Linked DNA regions of Homo sapiens: region 2 is linked to region 1. A link is a loop called in an ENCODE intact Hi-C map of the cell type or tissue named here. Cell type or tissue: CD4-positive, alpha-beta T cell. All regions are shown on one strand.

Evidence for each region. Peaks named below come from ENCODE experiments on the same cell type or tissue, not always from the same donor. Only the 100,000 strongest peaks of a DNase experiment are listed, where the experiment ranks them.
Region 2: it touches region 1 in a loop (2.0-fold over the local background); 12 of 110 quality-filtered maps call a loop at or near these places.

The regions. Positions count from the first base shown.
Region 1 is chr5:97,005,228-97,013,227 of GRCh38, reverse strand. LNPEP (leucyl and cystinyl aminopeptidase) reads right to left here. Exons shown (of 18, transcript NM_005575.3): 10 at 6,995-7,155; 11 at 6,713-6,801. Among named protein-coding and RNA genes, the nearest start is that of LIX1-AS1, 64 kb to the left of the region's middle. In CD4-positive, alpha-beta T cell, no CTCF peak of the experiment used is centred here; a DNase peak (open chromatin) is centred at 3,587.
Region 2 is chr5:96,770,040-96,778,039 of GRCh38, reverse strand. It overlaps CAST (calpastatin), which reads right to left. Exons shown (of 32, transcript NM_001750.7): 30 at 7,438-7,509; 31 at 6,338-6,396; 32 at 3,357-5,400. The coding sequence ends at 6,361. ERAP1 (endoplasmic reticulum aminopeptidase 1) reads left to right here. Exons shown (of 19, transcript NM_001040458.3): 19 at 1,489-3,556. The coding sequence ends at 1,644. Among named protein-coding and RNA genes, the nearest start is that of ERAP1, 34 kb to the left of the region's middle. In CD4-positive, alpha-beta T cell, no CTCF peak of the experiment used is centred here; no DNase peak of the experiment used is centred here.

The sequences.
Region 1 (8,000 bases):
TGTCATTCTTCTAAGAGACCTCAAAATATGTAGGTGTTGGCCAAGTGAAGAAGATATAGTAGGGAACCCAAGTGCTCAAGGCCCAGAGAGAAAGTATACATGTTATCCATGCACTGAACTGGCTCCCAAGTTCATTATGGCTAGAGGAAAGAGGGAGGGAGAAAGTAAAGGTGTAGGATGAGGCAGCAGGGGAAGACAGTGAGAGAACTGTGTAAAATGTGTCCCATTTTGGCCTCTGTCTTTTGTCATGTTAGCAAAGGAAGAACAAACAAAGCCATTTAGAAAAGTCACATTATTTAAAGCTAGCAAAATAAACATTAGGGAAGGCTTAAGATTGCATAAGGGACAAATAAGAAATAATTGGGTTAAAACAATAGGAAAGGATAGGCACTTCTGGGGTCTCTACTATAAATGCTGAGAGAACTGTTAGAAATTTCCATGGAATTATGTCAACTAATGTACCAATAATGAAGCGCTGAGAGTTAACTGACCACAAAATATATGTATGAATTTTTAAAATCCTTAAAACTGCTAATGAAGAAATGTCTTTTAAAGTTGGCAACAAGGATGTAGACTTAATTATAATGGGGTATGCTTCTAAGCATCTTGAGGTTTACTATTATTTAATAGAATATAAGCTACATAAGCTTACTATTTTGCTTACTGCTAACGCCTCAGCCCCTATAACAATGACCTAGCAGGTACTCAACAAATACTGCTGAATTAGTCAGTGAATGAATAAATAATGACTATGTCACAATAAATAGTTTTAAATCAAGTGTAGACAAAGGTTTGTAGATATTTATTATATAATTTTTACCCCCTTTTAAAGTAACAAATACTTAAAAAAATTTTTAATTGTAAGAAAAAGAAGAGTAGAGATAAGAATAATCTAAACTCAGACGATGATAGCATTTTGGAATGTACTTCTTGCCAAGTTTTTGTCTTATACTTGTTTTTAATATTTTATACAGCAGATCTATATGCATTTATTTTATCCTTTTTCACCTATCAGATCCCCCCGCACATTTTTCCATTGTCTTCATAAGCAGTGTTCAAATATCTTCATAATATTTCATTTCAAGTTTATCCAATCTATTTTGAACAATTTAGGCTGTTTTAAAATGTTCACTATCATTATAATTCTGTAGTGAAGGTTTTTTATATAAAATGCTTTATAAATATGTTTTCAACCTAAAGATTATATATTAGTACCTGAAGCCTTAGCTTAGGTACTAAAGATTATATATTAGTACCTGAAACCTTAGGATTTATCAATTTCAAAAACATGAATTATTCAAATGTGTCAGATGCCCTTAATATCTTTGTTATTCCAATTATATCGATACTGCAAAAGATGTTTAAGATGAAAAAGACATTCTGATCATGTCTTAACAGGACATAATAAGCTAAGCAGTCTTTCTTACTAAAAAAATTCCGTACTTATTTCTGTTATATTGCTGATACAGCAACAGATGGGAAAGATCAGTTAAATAAGGTTTATTCCTTTTTCAAGGGCAGAATGCAGTTTTAAGGGATACTTGTGATGGCAGCAGTGGCTGCTCCAAGTTGAAGCCATTTTTAGCAAACCTATGACTAAGGAAATTAACTTTATCATTAGCTAATCCAAAAATATCAACACTCTCCAGGTCACCAAACACTATATCCTATGGAGCTTTTATCAAGAAAGAACCCTAGGGCTGGGCATGGCAGCTCACACCTGTAATCCCAGCACTCTGAGAGACCAAGGCAGGAGGATCACTTGAGCCCAGGAGTTTGAGAGCAGCCTGGACAACATAGTGAGACATCATCTTTACAAAAAATAAAAATTAGCCCGCATGGTGACACATGTCTGTAGTCCCAGCTACTCAGGAGGCTGAGGTAGGAGTATCACTTGAGGTCAACTATCACTAGGTCAAGGCTGCAGTGAGCTATGATCATGCCACTGTACCTTAGCCTGGGTGACAGAGCAGGACCCTGTCTCTAATAAAAACAAACGTAAAGAAAAGAAACAACCCCAGAAAGAAGGGCTACAGAGACCCAAGTCTCCCTTGCCCATAAAAGGAGACAAGAAATGATGGCTATGACAATTGTTCCACTAGATGGATGCAGAAAACATTGAAATACATACGGAATACCTTGGTTGATAAGCAGCTTGCCATGTTGTAAACCTAGCCAAGTCCAGATGGTAAAGAGGAGGGACACAGCTGGGAATATACTTGAAATTATTACTGTCATCGAGATGACACAACATAAAGCAGTACAGCCAACAGCACAAAGACAGACAGAGTTATCATTTAAAGAATCAACATCATTAGTCTCTTTCAGTTCTTCTGAATGATCCAGAATGGTGGACCTTAAAACCACAGGTATTGAAAAATAATAGCTTTGCACACAAGGGAAGTAACTACATCCTACAGCTCAAACGTGGATGAAGCTACCCTCATATGTTTTTAATTTACTATAGTCATCAACAGATTAACACTTCAATTTTCAGTCTATTGAGTAGCAAAAAAGAGTGAGCAACTGCAATATTAAATGGCAGAAGCCCAGATGAAGTAATCTAACAGTGATTTTTAAAAACCATTTGTCAATGAGCTACGAAAATCAACTACTGTTTTACAAAAAAACTAAAGTTCTGAAACTAAAAAACCCGTTTTTACTACAAAGTTACAAAATTTCCTGTACAGTTTGCTCCAGAGGGCTAGCATCATACATGCTATTGAACTTTATCACTCCTGTTCAAAAGCATTCCCTTCTCTAATACCCCTTTCTTTCTCCTTTATTAGGGGAAAAAAAGGCAAGAGCAGAGAATGGCACATGATAAATATTTTAATTACTATATGCCCTTCCTTCTTTCATCCTAATTACCTTTTCTTCCAATGACATATCTTTAACTTTCACAGCAGTATTTCTGATAGTGATATCCATTTGGAAACATGAATGTTTTGCATTAGATTTAATACGAAAATCTCCTATAGTTAAAGATCTTAGGTCTGAGTAAAATGTGGATAAGAAAGAGAGAGAGAGAGGGAGGAAGAAAGGGAAGAGGGAAACTTTAAAAAATATAATTCCTCAATATGTAAACTGGAAAAATGGCCCCATCAGCATTTCTTGTGCACAATAAATACTAATTGTTCAAAACTCATGTATGTGAGAAAAGGAGACAAATACATTGACCAAACATAACTCTTATATACAACTGAACTAATGAACTAACCCAACAACCCTTGAATTAGAACACATGAAAATATATTTAAAAAAAGAAAGAAAATATATTAAAGATTTAACCAACCATCAAGCATCAAAATAATACACTATACTAAAGTATTACAGCATAAAAGAAGCCTGAAGTCACCCTCTCTGCTACCTTTCTTTTGAGAATAGAAAAAATAAAAATGCAGTTAAATTAAGAGTAATTCTCACTGGAGCATTAGGAACCAAGAAGGCTCAGCTGTCCTCAGGGTCAAACGTAAGGACAGAAGTTTTCATGTGGACTCTCTAAACCCGAAATGGCAGGAATTAAAATAGCAGCAGCAGCAGCAAGGGAAATAACACAGTTGAGAAGAGGAAGTAACAGACACTACTTTCATCATGTATTGGCCCAGTTCCAGCTCTAGATTAAATCAATTATATTCTAGTGAATTTTGTATATTCCTCTTTACTAAGAAGAGGAAGAGAAAAAGAAAACATCATTTTATCAGGCTTTGCATGTTCTTTTCCTAGAAATTTTTATAGTGAGACTGGAGTCACTTCATTATGGACTAAAATTTACTAATTCATTAAGTTTTTGTGTGCCTACTAAGTGCTAAAAGTGATTTACAGTGATTCATATAGCCATGATCACTACCGTCAATGGGGGAAATACCTAATATGAGGATAGATATGAGTGAACAGTACTTACAGTATATTATGAGTGGAGAAGTAGAGAATGTTATTAAAAAACCTAAGTAGGGCATCTAAACTGTCTTCAGGGAAGGAAAGGTTTCCTGGAGCAAGCAATGGCTGAGCTAAGATCTGAAGAATAAACAGGAGTAGGCCGAGGGAGTGAGGAGGCAAGGGTGTTCCTTAAGGAGAGAAAATAGCATATGCAAAGACCTAAAGAGGCAGTATGGCATGTTTGAGTTGCTGATAGAATTTTTGTGCGGCAAAAGCACAGAATGCCAGGTAAGGGCCTAGAAGGCTAAAGCAGTAAAATATGAGCTAGTCTATGGGGTTAAACTCTCAAAAAGAGCTCAACAAGCTCAGAATAAACTCAGGTAAAGAGTAAAGAGGAGGGTGGGCACAGTGGCTCACGCTTGTAATCCCAGCACTTTGGGAGGCCGAGGTGGGCGGATCACGAGGTCAGGAGATCGAGACCATGGTGAAACCCCGTCTCTACTAAAAATATAAAAAATTAGCCGGGCATGGTGGCAGGCGCCTGTAGTCCCAGCTACTCAGGAGGCTGAGGCAGGAGAATGACGTGAACCCGGGAGGCGGAGCTTGCAGTGAGCTGAGATCGCGCCACTGCACTCTCACCTGGGCAACAGAGCGAGACTCTGTCTCAAAAAAAAAAAAAAAAAAAAGAGTAAAGAGGAGCCAGGTGCGGTGGCTCATGCCTGTAATCCCAACACTTTGGGAAGCCAAAGCAGGAGGATCACTTGAGGCCAGGGGTTTGAGACCAGCCTGGGCAACATAGTGAGGCCCTGTCTCTACAAAAAATACAAAAATTAAGCCAAGCATGGTGATACATGCCTGTGGTCCTAACTTCTTGGCAGGCTGAGGCAGGAGGATTGCTTGAACCCAGGGGTTTGAGGCTGCAGTGGGCTATGATATTGTCACTGCACTCCAGCCTGGGCAACAGAGCAAGACTCCAACTCAAAAAAAAAAAAAAAAAAAAAAAAAAAAAAACAAGAAAAAACAAACAAAAAAATCAACCAATGAAACAAAAAACAGATAATAAAAGCAGATTTCTTATTGCCCAATTATTTCTAATAGCACTGAAAATTAATATACTATCAGAAAGTTTGCAAAATTTCCTTATTAGTTTCTTGCAAATACTCCAGCCATGTTTTAGCTGTGCTTCAGGATATAGGGAGATGGGGTTATTTGTTCTCTCTTGGGTTAGAGACTATCCTTTTACGGCTCATTCAAAGTTAGAGTTTTGTTTACTCAAAGACAGTAGCAATTCCTTGTACTTCCAGCTATGCTATCAAAGATATGATGACATTACCAACTACCACTAGGATTTTAAATAATTAGATTGTTGCTGCTTTAACACTCCACTATGGTAAAACTGCAATGAAACTGGCACATTCATGTATTTCAGGTGGCATTATCAACTGTAACTACACAATAAAAAGGGCGATTTGGTTATATGTACCAAATCACAAAAGGTACTGCAGTCTTCATTTTTGAAAAGCATTCCTTAAAAAATTTCATATAATGGAAAAACCTTTAAGATTTGAAATATTTAATTAAGGCAATATTTTATAACAACAAATGGTGAATCAAGTAGGTTAAGTCAATTACTATATATGTTAAGTTAAAAAAGGCAAGATACAGAAATCATATATACATAATGATTTTGACTAAGTACAAATATTTATTAAAAATGACTATAAACAAATAATCATAAGAATAGTTTTGATAGGGTAATAAGATTTGCTCTCCATTTTCAAGGTTTTATGTAATATAGATATATTAAAGATTTACTTTTTCAATAACGTTAATGATAGTTAACATTAATACAGCACATAATATGTGCCAGGCATTGTTCTAGGTGCTTCATATAAATGAACTCATTTAATCCTCACCACAACTACATAAAGTAAGTATAATTACTATCTCTTTTGTACAGCTGAGGGAATGAGGCTCACATAACTCGCCTAAAATCATATAAGTGATCAATGGTACTGCTAAGAATTGAACCCGGCAGTCTCTAAAGTCTCATTCTCTTACCACTAAGCTACACTCACCCCTCAAAAATATAGGCTTTGACACCAGATCCAAATTCAAACGAGAAATTTTCCCTTTTCTTCAATCCAAAGCATCACTAACGGGTCCTACAGAACCCAAGAGCCTTGTGTTTCTTTAGGATGTAAATTAAAAGGAAGATATGTGGTGTGACATTCATAGTGGTATTTAACAAATGGCCCAAAATTACATTTCAATTGCTTTTTATATTGTAGGTCAGCATACACCACGTTTATATTTTACTATTCCCCTCCCCCTTCCTATCATAGTTTCATGCCCCATTTTCTTGTTCCCCAAAACATATACTATGTCTGCAGGGCATATTGCAATAACTATTTACTCTAAATCCAATCATGAATAAACCTCAATTATACACACAAATCATTTAGGGTGTATCTTGTTAAAATGCAGTTGCCTCAGCCCAACCCTAGACAGTAGATAGCAGAGGATACTTTAAGAAACTCCTCTTATTTTGTAACAAAATATTAATCTTGGGTATAAAAACATGGCATTCGCTATTTTCTTTCAGGAATGCCAGTACATTCTCTGCAAATTTTTGTACCTTATTTCACATGGCTAAAAGCCAGTTTTGTGCATGATATACAGAATCAATCTCACATTAGTCACATCTTGCATATGCAACTCATAAAACCAGTTCAGAGAGTGTGCACACTGGAAAGTGTAATCTTATATATGCACTCTGATCAGATTTTTAAAATTATGCCATTTCCAATCAGAACTGTCATTATAGTCAAACCTGATTTCTTATCCAGTAATGATACCGATTGATATTTTGAATAATTTCTTCCTTCAGTGACATAGGATAGTGGAATATGCCACAGGTAGCTGTAAAGAGAAAACATTGGAAAATTAGTTACATATGATTTTTTTTTTTTTTTAATTTGGTAGGAAGGTTAAGCTATTCCTAGGAAGGGATAATCTTGTTAGGTTTCACAAGAACTTATGATTATAAAACACTTAAAAATATTTCCACCTGAGAGTGCAAAAGAGATGGCATGAAAAGAAAGAGGGCATGTACCTTGTATCTGAAGGCTGAATTTCAGGCTTCATATTTAAAAAGAATCTCTCTTGTTGTATAAAAAGTTCCTTTCCTTTCTTTTGAACAGTCACTAAAGGAAATCCTTTCTGCAGGGTCCAGGTTTTCATCATTCTCTTTACATCTAGTGTTTGGTTTGTGACCTACAAAATATATATATATATATATAAAACTTTTTCCTTAAAAATAAAAATTGGTTTAAAAAATTTTACATTTTAATTTATCTGTACCCTTCCCTCTTTTCCTACCATCTATAAAGACTACATTTAATGTTAATATAAAAAAGAAACATGAATGTTGAGTTTACACTTCTAATCTAGGTAAATGAGCAACTGCTAAAAGGAATGTAACCTGGAACAGAGCTAAGTGATAGCTAAGGGAGTGAGGGAGGCACTAGGTTGAGAAGTGGCACATATATCAACCAACTAAGAATTCATTAAAATCCCTAAATTCATCAAGTTAAAATCCCTAAGAAGGTATAAGTATTCTTTCAAATCACAATACTAACATCTACAAGATATGAATAATGATATACAGTCTAGAATCAGAAACACTGCTACTCAATCCTGTGAAGCACCTGAGTCTGGGTTTCTCTTTATGCTCCTACCCTCCACCTCCACAATGATAGTCTCTTAGGACCTAATACTGTGGGAGTGCCAGGGAGCAGCGGCAGCAGAAGAGTGACATATGAACAGGTCAGTTGCCTTAAGTCTTTCTAGAAAACAGTGGTAAACTACTTTAGTGGTCACAGCCCTTCTTTCCCAGAAAATATATGAAGTTATCTATAAAATCTAGAACCTAGTGTCAGAGCTTTGCAGACCCTCTAAGGCCCAAAGCCCCTAAGACATCTAGTATCAATAACTAAGAAGCAATTTTTGAACAACAGTCTCTTTAAAGCAGGTGGGTTAAACTCAGGATTCAAATTATTTTTCTAGATTATATATGAATTTGAATTGTAAGCAACAAAGTCATGATGTACCTAAATTGA
Region 2 (8,000 bases), 240 kb after region 1:
GCTCTTCATTTTACAAATGAGGAGACTGGCTTCCATAGAAGTTAAATCATTTGCTCAAATCAAGTTAGTAGGATAAACCTGTTTTCCTATCCCTGTATTGTGCTACTTATTGCACAGAAATTGTTCTTAAAGAGCCAAGTCTGAATCAAATATTCAGTGGAGATGTTGCATTTCCAAGGCAGGTGAAGACAGAAGAGATGATTTTGGGTCAGGACAAGGGTAAGAGTAATGGTTAACAGCTGGCTTCGCTGTTGTAGAAGGTCTGTTTTTAGTGGAGCTATCATGATGAGCTCCTTTAGGATTAATGATTTGAACAATTAGTAAAATTATTGATGTGCTTTGTTGAGTAGTGCTCAGTGATTTTTAATCGACTGTGAATTAATCTTGCATTCTGAGAGCGTATGAAACAGTAGGTTGAGCTACAACTTAAAGTAGAGAGTGAAGTGTTTTCCAGGTTGCTACAGCAGGAGGCCATGCCTTCTGCTCATTGTAAAGTTGCACTGTATTGACATATAATTTTAAAACAACTCTGCATCATTTAAAATTGAATTCTGATCTTTCTAAAACCCATTCCTACTCCCCTCTTTATTCCCAAACTAATAATATGGTATTATGACATGGATTTCTAAGGAACTGGCTGTCTGGAATCTATGCTGAATAAATAATACATCATGGTCTACATTCGCTTCCTGAATACCAAATCAAAAATTGATGGATTAATGCTGTGAAAATTTATGGGAAAAGGATAATAACCCTTTAAGGTGAAACAGAATCGCACAATGGTCAATCTTGTGGCAAAGCCAGCCTATCTGTCATGTGAGCTCAAGGGGTGAATTAAGATACCCACAAATGAAACAAGAACAAACATATTTTTCAGGAGGTAGCCAAGAGTTTCTTATCTCTTTAAAATCATGGGGAACTTTATGTGGATTTTATCTTGAGACAACAATACATGAATTGTAGATTAGGATAAAAAAAATGGCAAGGTTTGGGTCTTACCGCCATAACTTGCTAAGAATCCCATTCCCCACAGTGTTTCTATAATAACATACAAGGCCAGGCCCATGGAGAAAGACAGCACTTACGTGGTGGAAACTGTTTTGCTTGGCAAAGAAAAGACTCTGCACATTCTGCTTTTTAGATATCATGTTTTTAAAAAACGAAGTTTGCATCTGTGAGAACAGAACAGAATAACACATTAAATAGACACAATTAAACCTTAATTATAAAATGGTAAACAGTGAAGTCTTTTAAAGTCTGGCAACTGAGAATAAACAAAAGAACTGCAGACAAAAAACAGAACTTGACATCATGAGGCATGAGCTCATTTCATACAGCTTATGTGTACATAATCCTATTCAGACAGCTGGGACTGCCTTCTATATAGAATTTTGACAAATGCTGGAATTTTGGCTTCAGTTTTAACTAAAGTTACATCTGATTAATGTGATAAAATTAATTTTTTAAAACCCACTTTTTCCTCACAAGGTAAAAGGATTCTTCAGCTCTTTGAAAGAAAATGGTTCTCAGCTCCGTTGTGTCCAACAGACAATTGAAACCATTGAAGAAAACATCGGTTGGATGGATAAGAATTTTGATAAAATCAGAGTGTGGCTGCAAAGTGAAAAGCTTGAACGTATGTAAAAATTCCTCCCTTGCCAGGTTCCTGTTATCTCTAATCACCAACATTTTGTTGAGTGTATTTTCAAACTAGAGATGGCTGTTTTGGCTCCAACTGGAGATACTTTTTTCCCTTCAACTCATTTTTTGACTATCCCTGTGAAAAGAATAGCTGTTAGTTTTTCATGAATGGGCTATCGCTACCATGTGTTTTGTTCATCACAGGTGTTGCCCTGCAACGTAAACCCAAGTGTTGGGTTCCCTGCCACAGAAGAATAAAGTACCTTATTCTTCTCATTTTATAGTTTATGCTTAAGCACCCGTGTCCAAAACCCTGTACCCCATGTTTATCATTCATAAACTGTTTCATCAGTCTCCTCGAAAGACTCTGAATAGTCGACTACTGAACAATGAACACCTGGATCTGAGACTAAGCCGGACGATGACTGGGTTAAAGCTCTCCCGGCTCACCCCTCCAGACCCGCTGCCCATCCCTCTTCCTTGCTCCATGCCCAGGGGCTGACTTGTAAAGGCCAAGTCATCAAGCTTTCTTGCCCTTTGGATGTTGGTCAGTGGGGAGCCGGAGAGCTGGAGCTGGGGTCGGAGGAGGTAGTAGGTGGAGGTGTTCTTCCCTGATTCCCTTGCGGGATGCCTCGGGCTGGCCTCCCCTGAGGGTCTTAGCTCCGAGAGGGGACCCTCTTTTCCACACAGCCTTCTCCACCTCTGGATTTTGGTAACTGCTCCCTCCTCATCCCTTCAGGATTAGTGGCCTCAGTGGGAGTCTGGCTTTTACTAGTCCTGGCGGACTTGTGGTTTCTACATAATGTGCTCGCACTTTTGCAAAAAATCTTTTTATAGAACCCTCCTCAGATAATTCTGAGTGAGTGTCATCTATTTCCCTGACTGGTACAGTATCTCTTCTGAAAAAGCAGAGTGCATTCAAGTCTGTAGGAAAACCCTTTTCTTAGGGAGGTGATTTTTTTTCTCTCTCTGCTTCTTATTTGGCCTACTTTACAATTTCTAACTAACTAGTTATTGGCATTTACTGACAGTAAATTATTGCAGTCACCAATAAATGATAGTACATTGTGAAACAAAATATTTGCTCATATTAGCAAATAGGACATTCTTTGGCTTTGAAGTCTTTCTTTCTTTTGTGAAGACTTCACACACGGTTGCTTCAGCACACAGTTGCTGCTCAGGTTTTATGTATAGATGATAATAATAGAAAGCACAGTTTACTAACATGGTAAACCAACGGAGTTCAAGTCAAGTCAGTTAATACCCTAAGAATTAGATTTTATTTCTTATTCTGAAAACTTGCTACACAGGGACTTATCTAACCCATAGTGTGCTCTGTTGCTGACTTGATTCAAGTTGCAGCGTGTTTTGCGCTGACTCTAAGGTGCGGAAATCCTCACACCTGGCAAAGGAGAATTCAAACTGAACTTTTTGAATATAAGGCAAAAACTTCAAGATAAGGGAATATGATTGATGATTGGTACGAAAAATGTCAAAATGTGTTCCCCTAATACACGACAAAATAGAGTGACTTCTGGACATAAATCTGCCATTTATTAAACCATTCACTACAACAAATAAATAGGTATAAAAGTGGAATTGGAATTTTTATACTTATTTGTTGTAGTGAATGGTTTAATAAAAATAGAAATCACTGGTAATTTCCACCCCAAACTAAACTATTTCCCTTCTTTTAAAAAAATACACAACCAAGATTTTAATGTAAAATATTTTGCTTTAATTGTATTTTATGCCTTGATTAATGAAACATGGAAATATTGATTTTCAGTTTTGGTCACCTGAGGAACCTATCTTTGTTTGCTTTTGGAAAAGCCCATTTTCTAAACAGATACAATATTGCCACAACAATGTGCAGAAACCTTTTTGATAATAAAAAATTGTTCTTTGCCTCTAAGTGGATATTTGCAATTATTTTCTCTCTCCTAACTAGACTGTAAAAAGGGCTGCTTTAGATCCTGTAGCTTACTCCAGTTATTAGTTATTAACAAACACCCAAGTCTCGAAGATATTTCTAATTAAAAAAGAAGGCATATTCAGAGTTCTTTTTAAATAAATGTTGTTTACTTTTATAGGCATCTTTAAACTTCTGGATTTTGGTATGCCATTTAAAAATACTTCCAGATACACATGGAAATTAGTAATACTGAAGCCGTATCCTTGCAAACACATCTGTCAGTGTCAAAGGTTTCAAGGTTTTTCTTAAAAAAAGAAAACAAAAAAGCAAACACCTATACTGCCCAAATGGGAGGATTAGATACATGGTTAGAAATCCCTCAGGAAAAGTGTTTTTTCTTTTCTTGTTGCTGCCTTAAAAATAGAATAATGACTATTTCTGATGGATAGAGACATAGCATTTTAAGCTGGTGGTGTGTAAAATCCCATAGGTATGTGCATGACTTTCAGAGAGTATTTGGGGGGGAGGTTAACAAGATGTGGTGCCATTTATAAGCAGTGTTATTGTTTTTGCTTGCCCCGCTGCCACAAGTCAGCTAAGTCATAACAAAAGCTTCAAACTGATGCTAAGGAAGGCCATGCCCTTTGGAAACAATAAATTCCCAATCTGTTTTATGTTATGTACCTGACATCTTTTCCTGCATTCTCTACCAGGAAATAAAGATGAAATTAAATATCAAAATTCTAATCGATGATATCAGTGCAATGTTCAGGAACTATTCATTAAGATATTAGAAAACCATTCAAAGTGGTAGGACATCAGAGCCTACTTCTTACATTGCTGTGGGAGAAATGCAGGTTTCAAATTTAATATATATATATAATTTTTTTAAAAGCAGAAGTTTCTTTTTATATTTGGTAAACTTAAGTTCCATAAAGCCAGACGCTATACAGTGCAAAGGCTAATGTGGCAATAGCTCTAAAGACACAGTTGCTGCTCAGGTTTTATGTATAGATAATAGAAAGCACAGTTTACTAACACAGTAAACCAACAGAGTTCAAGTCAGATGAGTACCCTAAGAATTAATTAGATTTTATTTCTTATGCTCGAAATTTGCTACACAAGGACTTATCTAACCTTTATTTTGCTCTGTTGCTGACTTGATTCAAGTCTCAGTGTGTTCTGTGCTGACTGTAAGATGCAGAAGTCCTCACACCTGGCAAAGAAGAGTTCAAACTGAAAAGGGGTTTGGTGCTTCCTGGTTTGTCCAGGTTACCTGTTATTAATTTATTATTAGCAGCCCAAGAGGAGATATGTGCCCAATGTACAATATCTTATGTTTGACTTATAAACATTATCCCAAAGCAACATCAAATACAGTTCAAAAGCCCAAGAGGAAAGGGGGTAATAAGAAATCAGAACACTGAAGAATGTTTAAAACATTGTTTTCTAAACACTAACAAAAAAAATTAAGGGCAAACTGAAAATACAAATGAGATTTACAGGCACTGTGTGTAGAATGTGCAAAAATTCACTTAGCTTTTCTTTTGTTTTTTTGGTGTTGCTTTAAGAAACTTTATCAAATATATTTCTTACAAATATAAAGCTTTCTCTCCCAATTGAAGGCAATTAAAAAAATTCAAAGTTTATCAATACTCAGTACACAGGTGAACCAGTCAAATTCATTTTCTTTCTGGAAAAGAATAACAAACCAATATTTAGGATGTTCAGAGACTCAACAAAAACCATTCTAGAAATCACCCAGAACAATTGTTTTCTGTTGCCAAAGCCTTTTGTTCTTCAAAAGTCACCATCCACCAGCTGAAGATTTTACATGCAGATACCTTAAAAATTTCAAATAAAAAATGCAGTGAATCATTTAATATGTAATTTTCTTGTTACAGACATAGTAAATATACCACTTAGCAAAAGCATTGTATAACAGACAGAAGGAATTTCCTATAAGTAAACATGAAAGTGGATTAATAGAATTTTTTTTAATTTTGGGAAAAATGTTAGAGCAGTTCTACCTAATATAGCTCCTTTTTTCCTAGGAAATAAACATGGATCATGGTGAGAGAGCTGAACCCGATTTAACCTATACTTTGATTTCTTTTAGGCTTTGGTCAGTAAGTGCTTGTATGCTTTTAAGGCTTACATTAAGCCCTCTCCTTTCTGAAGATTAAGATAAGGGCCCAGTTCTGAAGATCTCAGAAATCCCTTCAATCTGTCCAGTTTCTTCAGCAATTATAAATTAGAATCAAACACAGTACTTTACTTTCCAAAATAATGACAAATAAAAATGGCCAATCTTTTCCTTTGCCCTTGTTCCCAAAACCCTGTAATTTCCACCAGACTCTAAAGGGTACTTCTCCCCACCCCACCATGTATTGGTATTCTGGGGAATGCCAATGTCTTCAGGACATTTCGCTAAGTTGTAACATGCTAATTTTGCTTTGCCACAATAACCTGCAGTAATGAGCATTTGGATTTCAAAGATTCAACTAGCCTCAGATGGTCATTCTAAGTGCCTGGCCTAATATTTTTAAAAGCTTTTAATTATAAGATTAAGGTTTTTAAACATTTCAATAGCAAACTCATCCCATTTAGTGCTTTCAGAGAATGACCAATTACTCTGTAGATCTTGCAGTATGCATTTCATGCCAATACTGTAAAGTGAGCATGAATTACTCAAGAGGTGGACTTCACTTCTCTCATCTATAACACATAAATTGGCAGAAGATACAGTTGTCTTCATTTACAAATAAACACCCAACTTACCAGATACCTTAACTTGTATTTCTTTAGTCATCTTTTGGCTTGGAAGTTTCCTCTGTTGTCTAAAAGGGAAAGCAAAACCATCCGTGAGCTTTCTTTTCTGTATTAAGTATGAGGAGATGGCCTTCTCAGAATTAGGGGACAAAAGATGGCAGTCAGTGGGGAAAAATAAGATGGTCCTTTCAGTTTCTCTTCTTCATCTGGCCACAATATTGTGAGTTCTTCCTCCTCAAGCTTATAAGCTAAAAATAACCTTAAGTGATCCTGATCCTAAATGTATCACTCTCAGCTTTATTTTTTTAAGGCTAGGGTAGGTTATAAAATATGCATAGGTGTTCTTAAATGGCAATGTTTCATTCTGTGGTGATCCTTCCTTTCCTGTACATAGGGTCATGGCTGTCCAGTAAATCCACTCATCATAAAGGGTTATTATGCTTTCTATTATTTGTTAAAGGGCTGATTAAGTACTTCGTATAACTGAAATTAAATAATAGGCAAATAAGTATTTAAACTGAGATATAATGGCATAACTGCCAATTATCAATGCTGTTTCCTATATCCCTTAAGGGAATCTACTACAGGAAGATTTTAATATATTGTTTTAAAAGCTTTGGTGTAACTGGACTATTGTCTTTAAAGCTACACCTTTAACTCCTCCTTATAGCCAGGGGATCATAGTAATAATCATTTAAATCATATGTTCTTGGAATTGGAAGGGACCTAGAAGTTGTCTAATCCAATTTTCATTTCTCATCACAGCTTGAGTAATTTTAATAATAGGAAGTTTCCAACTTCCATGTTCTAAAATCTATATAAACCACATACTATGGTGGTATTTTAATTAGGGCAAGAAAGACAGGCAAAACACAGGCAAATTGGGTTGTGTCAAGAACATTCATTTAGGATTTTAAAGCACCAGTTACTTAAAAATATATGTATTTATACAAATTCAATTACTTTACCAAGCGATGCTATGGGATAGATAGTACTTTAAGAAATTTTATTCTAAATAGATTCCAGTAGGAAACTAAATGACTGAAATGATAAACCCTACTCTGTGTAACTGCTAAACTAATTTGTAGTATATTTACTGCTCCATTTACCTTTGCTGAATCCTTCGCTTTACCTCCATTCTTAGGTGCTTTGGAGCTGGAAGCAGCCTTCTTGCACTTATCCTAAAGCAAAGGAAATGTAATGAGGCTATGGCTATCACCAATCCATCTAGCAATTAACTAGGCTGCAGTTAAATTAATCCAGACCATTCTGAGATCTCCAATTTAATTAAATAATGGAAGACTTTGGGTGTTTTTTCATGATTTTTTTTGAACAACGGTGTCAGAGAATTGTTTAAAGCAGGAGGGAAAAAGGATAGAAATAAGGAGGGAAATGTGGGTGACATTGATGCTCTAATTCCCGTGGTGCCTGACTCACCCAGACCTTATTTTGCTAATCAAAACAGAGCTTGTCAATAGATAATAAATGTCGGCAAGGGTGTGGAGAAAAGGGAACCCTAGTACACTGTCAGTGGGGATGTAGATTGGTATGGGCTATGATGGAAAACAGTATATAGGTTCCTAAAGAAATTAAAAGTAGAACTACTGTATGACCCAGTAATCCCTCTTCTGGGTATATACCCAAAGGAGATGAAATTATCACCTTATAAAGA